Linked DNA regions of Homo sapiens: region 2 is linked to region 1. A link is an interaction called in ENCODE POLR2A ChIA-PET data of the cell type or tissue named here. Cell type or tissue: CD4-positive, alpha-beta T cell. All regions are shown on one strand. Each heading gives the region's core, and the rest is flanking DNA. Links, peaks and the distances in the headings are about the cores only.

Evidence for each region. ChIA-PET counts read pairs that join two places held together with the same protein. Peaks named below come from ENCODE experiments on the same cell type or tissue, not always from the same donor. Only the 100,000 strongest peaks of a DNase experiment are listed, where the experiment ranks them.
Region 2: POLR2A ChIA-PET joins it to region 1 with 10 read pairs; 2 of 35 experiments call an interaction of 5 or more read pairs at or near these places.

What each region holds. Positions count from the first base shown.
Region 1 is chr4:108,112,380-108,115,181 of GRCh38, forward strand. The region is part of intron 3 of LEF1 (lymphoid enhancer binding factor 1); the gene reads right to left. Among named protein-coding and RNA genes, the nearest start is that of LEF1-AS1, 54 kb to the right of the region's middle. In CD4-positive, alpha-beta T cell, for the core only: no CTCF peak of the experiment used is centred there; a DNase peak (open chromatin) is centred at 1,102; H3K4me3 peaks cover 727 bases; H3K27ac peaks cover 2,500 bases.
Region 2 is chr4:108,501,528-108,504,329 of GRCh38, forward strand. No RefSeq gene overlaps it. Among named protein-coding and RNA genes, the nearest start is that of RPL34-DT, 120 kb to the right of the region's middle. In CD4-positive, alpha-beta T cell, for the core only: no CTCF peak of the experiment used is centred there; no DNase peak of the experiment used is centred there.

The DNA.
Region 1 (2,802 bases), core at 68-2,567:
GCAATGAGAAAAATGTCCCTTGCAATGCCATTCAGGACTGTGTGATGGCCAGTCCCACCCACCCATGGGCACACAGCCATGAGGCAGTAAGAGGATGACGCCTGAAGCCAGACTGCCAGGGGCTGAATCTCAACTCTGACACTTATTGTACAACCTTGGGCATGTTACTTATTCTTTCTGTGCCTTGATTTTTCCTCATTGGAAAATAAGGATCATGATGACAGTACCTATTTCATAGGGTTGTTAAGGATTAAGTGAGCTGCTATTAGTTAAGTTCTTAGAATGATTTCTGGCTCGTAATGATATATAAGTATGTTTGTTAACTAGATAAAATGTAAAGATAAATCAGCATCAGCTGCACAGTAAACAAATGTCATTACCTGCAAGTGGGATTAGTACAAATAGTTTCACATAATTAGTATATGCTCCTGATTTTAATCCTATACCCTTGTAGAGAAACAGCCTTCTCAGAAAAGGCAGAGTCAAACCAGAGTCTAACTCTACAAAGTAAAATATTATCTGTCTCTAAGACATCCCCCAGCTACCCATTAAGTACACCATTAGACAATGTCATCAAAGCACTGTCAGAAACCACCCTGTTGGAGGAAAAACAACATTAGAATGGCAGAAGCCCAGGAATGGAAGCCTGATGCTGCCACATCTCTGAGCTGTGGAATGCTATCCGAGGTGAGATGTTCTTATAGTGAAACAGACAGGGTGTGTTTTTTAATTAATACAATGATGGAAACCATTCTCTTTGTTTAGTGCCATACAGTTCACTAAAGAGGAAGAAATACATTTTGCCAGTAAATCTATTCAGATTTTTCAATCTGGAAATCAGAAAGAAAGCTACATGGAACCAGATAGCATTTTGAGAACGGCAGAAAAAAGGTAGAAGAGCTCCAGAGCACTAGTTGCTGCCAGGGGCATGTGTCAGGGAGGAGAGCCAGCTGAGTTTGGGTGGGGGAAGTGCAGATCTCCGCAGCTGTGTTACAGGGGAGAAGGGAACACCTACTGAACGACTGTCTTTTGACAAGTCCTGAAACAAACCCACACACAAAGAAATTGTTGTGGGGGTGGGAGGGAAACGGGGACCAAAGTTAGGGAGTACCCACCCTGCCACAAGCCCACTGCCTGTACAGTCAGGCTCACCTAAAACATCCTGTTTTTGCCGCAGATCACAGCACCCTAAACCCAAGTCTGCATCTAGTGCTGTCAAAATACCAAAACATACAACAACTACAAATCTGCTCTTCGAAGAATTCAACAGGACCTCCCTGGCACTCCTTCAAATGGGAGGATGGGCAAATGCAAAACAGCAGTAATGTGTTGGGAGGGTGGGACCATGGATAAATTGCAGGTATGCATGTCGAGAGAAAAGTAAGAGAGGCAAGGAGGATGAAGCACTATGTGGCTATTTCTACTACTCAGCTACCCACTGTCACAAGTGCTTAGAATAATCATTTTGAATAAAAGAAAAGACGGATCCAATTGAAAGTTGCTTTGTTCTGCTTTCAGCTGTAAAAGATTTAGTTCTAGACCCTAAACTCATTTAAAAAACCACTATATGAAGACAAAGAATAAAAAATAAACACATAAGTTTAAAGCAATCTGGAGTTTTTTTTAAGGCAAGTATGTTATAGAAAATTCAAGAAGTTATGATTACTCAAAAATTTTGAGCTATTTATTAACATTTATCAAAAGCTATTCTTTTCATTGCAGAAAATCAGCATATTTAAGTCAGTAGTTACAGTCATACTCTGTGACTGTAATAGGCCAGTTATTTAGCATTTAGGCAAACAAACATAAAGGAAAAGTGTCCTTCAGAGATTTTCTCTCTTCTTTATTGTTAACCCACTTGGTAAGCAAACTAATTTAAAAAGTATTATCAGAGTCAAGTAAAGGAATCTGTAACAAGAAGCCAGGGAGGAGGACCAAGCTTGGCCTAAACGATAAAGGGTTTGTAAAAGCACTTTGTATGCAAAGAATCATATATATGATGATAATGATCATCATCATCACAGTCAAAACAGCAGGATAAGAAATGTCAACTAGGCCCTTCCAGAAAGTGGTTATTGCAGAAACAACACACAAGCATCTTATGTTAACAAGAAAAGGTCAAAATGAGGAAAACAGCAAAGCCATGGTGAAAAGGTAAGCAGTTTGGGGAAACAGCCCCAAGTGATGTGAAAACAAGAGTGTTTTCTAGATGTGGACGTTTAAGTGTGGTGCATATGAGCAGACAAACTCTGCGAGCTAAAGATATGGGACTTAATGTCTGAGGAGATAACACGAAAATACTGTGAGCAGCAGCCAAAGAGCAAGGAAAACACCTTGCCTTCTGGAAAAGGGTTTAAAGAGAGAGCCTTAGGACTTCCGTCAGGGGCTATCAGGTTACATCACGTTGAAGTGTATGTGCAATGTCTGAGAGAACTACCCTTCCTTGTTATAAATGGAACAGCCGGCTTCCTCTGTGAACAGAAACTCCAGAGACCACTGCCCTGCATTTGCCCAGGATGGAATTATCCCGAGCAGCACTTATGGGGCTCGAGGAGGGCAGGGAGCTGCTGCCTAAAAGGAACGGAATGGGATGGGATGGGACAGGAGGAGACGAGCATCCGAATTGTGCTCCCACTGGCCTGCTGTGGACAACCTAAATCCAGGAGGCTAAATTTAAAGAAGCAATTTATAATCCATTTTAGGTTGTAAGGCTTCAAATAAAGATCTATGTCCACATATAATTCCATGCGCACACCTATACTATCTGTTAGGGACAAAAAGTATCTACTGACAATGCAAGTA
Region 2 (2,802 bases), core at 235-2,734, 390 kb after region 1:
AGATGAATGAAATTGGCATGATCCCTGCCTTTAAATAAATTTTTTCTAAGTGCGCCTAAATTTTTCCAAACCATTTGTTCATGTTGCTCTTTTTCTTCTTCTTGCTCATTTTGAGCCCAACAGAAATACAATTTGGGATGGGGATAAACATTGAATAAATATATAAATAAGAATATATGCATGTGATGTGTCTTCTTGTCCAGAAGCTCAGGTGTGCATGCAGCTAGCTCCATGTGAGCTGGTTGCCTAAAGCTTGTGTTGAGTGGATGTGAGAAGACAATGGACATTTAAGACATCACTTTTCCCCACCTTGGACTAAAGCAGAAAGACCTTCTCTAGCTACAAACACTTAACAGGAAGCTGACTCTAGACACTACATAGCAAATTCTCCTGGACTTTCTTTAGAAAGATGGGAACTGGGGTTGGTCTATGCATTACACTGCACCAAGAACAACGGAGAATTCTGTTTTGCGCAGCCTTAAATCAGTCATATAGGCCTTGCAGAGAAAAGCCTGATCTCAGGGGTTGTAGCCAAAAGGGAACTAGGAAAACTCACAAAGGTGATGAGAAGGTACTCAACTGGGGAGGAATGGCAGGCCAGAAACAAGTCAACAACCAGGTATAGACATTCCTGGCAGAAGAGACTCCAGGAAATGGCTGCCGACAAACAGTGAAATCAGTGACATCAGAATCCTATGTAGAGTTCCAGGATATTTTGGGGAGCTGTATTTTTGACATCCCCTCAATGCCAAGTGTAGTGATGTTCCCCTCAGTGGTATTAACTTAGATTAACCAAACTATTAGTTTTACTGTTATTTAGAGAATGAACCTCAAAACCCACAATTGGTTGCTCAACCTAAAAAAAAAAAAACAAAAAAAAAAACTCCTGCTACCCCATAAATAATCGCCAGGCTGTGAAACTAAACAGGAAATGAAAAAGCTTGGTTCATCCCTGGAAAGATGCCACAAATGTGCATTGTCAGAGCTGCCGTTACAACATGGATCATTGACATGTGGCCAGGTGCCCTGGTTGGTTACCATGCCCTCAGGGACAGAAAATAAGGTACAGTACCTGACTGTGATCTGACTTTTAGCACTTAACAAACTGAATGGAATCCATGTGGGAGGTAAACTATTGTCTTTGAGCAACAACTTTCAGTGCCCTATCTGATGTCTGCTTTAGTCTTTTTTCATGTTTTTGAAGCTGAACATTGTTTTAGTGGGAATTTATTCCCACTGAATCATGGGCCAGTTTTTCCTCCCACAGGTACATTTGCTAACTTTGATGTATCAGTGAATATATTTATCTTGTGTCACACACTATGTAGATTTCATATGTTCTTCCTTCCTTGGGCTCCTCCAGATAATAACAGCAGTTACCAGGTATTGGGTGTTTTCTATGTGCCCTATCCTGTCCTAAGTGCTTTGCATGGATTATTTTGTTTTATTCTTACCCTAGCTCTAAGATCTATGTACTATGGTTCTTATTTTTCACATGAGATATCTGAATTTGAGAGTTTAAGTGACTTGCCCAGTGTCACGTCACTAAGAAATACTTGCTTTGAGGTCATTGCAATTTAAAATCTACAAGATTGAGGAGGGCAGCCAAGATGGCCAAATAGGAACAGCTCCGGTCTACAGCTCCCAACGTGAGTGACACAGAAGATGGGTGGTTTCTGCATTTCCATCTGAGGTACCGGGTTCATTTCACTAGGGAGTGCCAGACAGTGGGTGCAGGACAGTGGGTGCAGCGCACGGTGCACGAGCCGAAGCAGGGCGAGGCATTGCCTCTCTCGGGAAGCACAAGGGGTCAGGGAGTTCCCTTTCCTAGTCAAAGAAAGGGGTGACAGACGGCACCTGGAAAATCGGGTCACTCCCACCCTAATACTGCGCTTTTCCAACAGACTTAAAAAACGGCGCACCAGGAGATTATATCCTGCACCTGGCTCAGAGGGTCCTATGCCCACGGAGTCTCGCTGATTGCTAGCACAGCAGTCTGAGATCAAACAGCAAGGTGGCAGCGAGGCTGGGGGAGGGGTGCCCGCCATTGCCCAGGCTTGCTTAGGTAAACAAAGCAGCTAGAAAGCTCGAACTGGGTGGAGCCCACCACAGCTCCAGGAGGCCTGCCTGCCTCTGTAGGCTCCACCTCTGGGGGCAGGGCACAGACAAACAAAAAGACAGCAGTAACCTCTGCAGACTTAAATGTCCCTGTCTGACAGCTTTGAAGAGAGTAGTGGTTCTTCCAGCACACAGCTGGAGATCTGAGAATGGGCAGACTGCCTCCTCAAGTGGGTCCCTGGCCCCTGACCCCTGAGCAGCCTAACTGGGAGGCACCCCCGAGTAGGGGCAGACTGACACCTCACACGGCCAGGTACTCCTCTGAGACAAAACTTCCAGAAGAACGATCAGACAGCAGCATTTGCGGTTCATGAAAATCCGCTGTTCTGCAGCCACCGCTGCTGATACCCAGGCAAACAGGGTCTGGAGTGGACCTCTAGCAAACTCCAACAGACCTGCAGCTGAGGGTCCTGTCTGTTAGAAGGAAAACTAACAAACAGAAAGGATATCCACACCAAAAACCCATCTGTACATCACCATCATCAAAGACCAAAAGTAGATAAAACCACAAAGATGGGGAAAAAACAGAGCCGAAAAACTGGAAACTCTAAAAAGGAGAGCGCCTCTCCTCCTCCAAAGGAACACACTTCCTCACCAGCAACGGAACAAAGCTGGACGGACAATGACTTTGACGAGTTGAGAGAAGAAGGCTTCAGATGATCAAACTACTCCAAGCTACAGGAG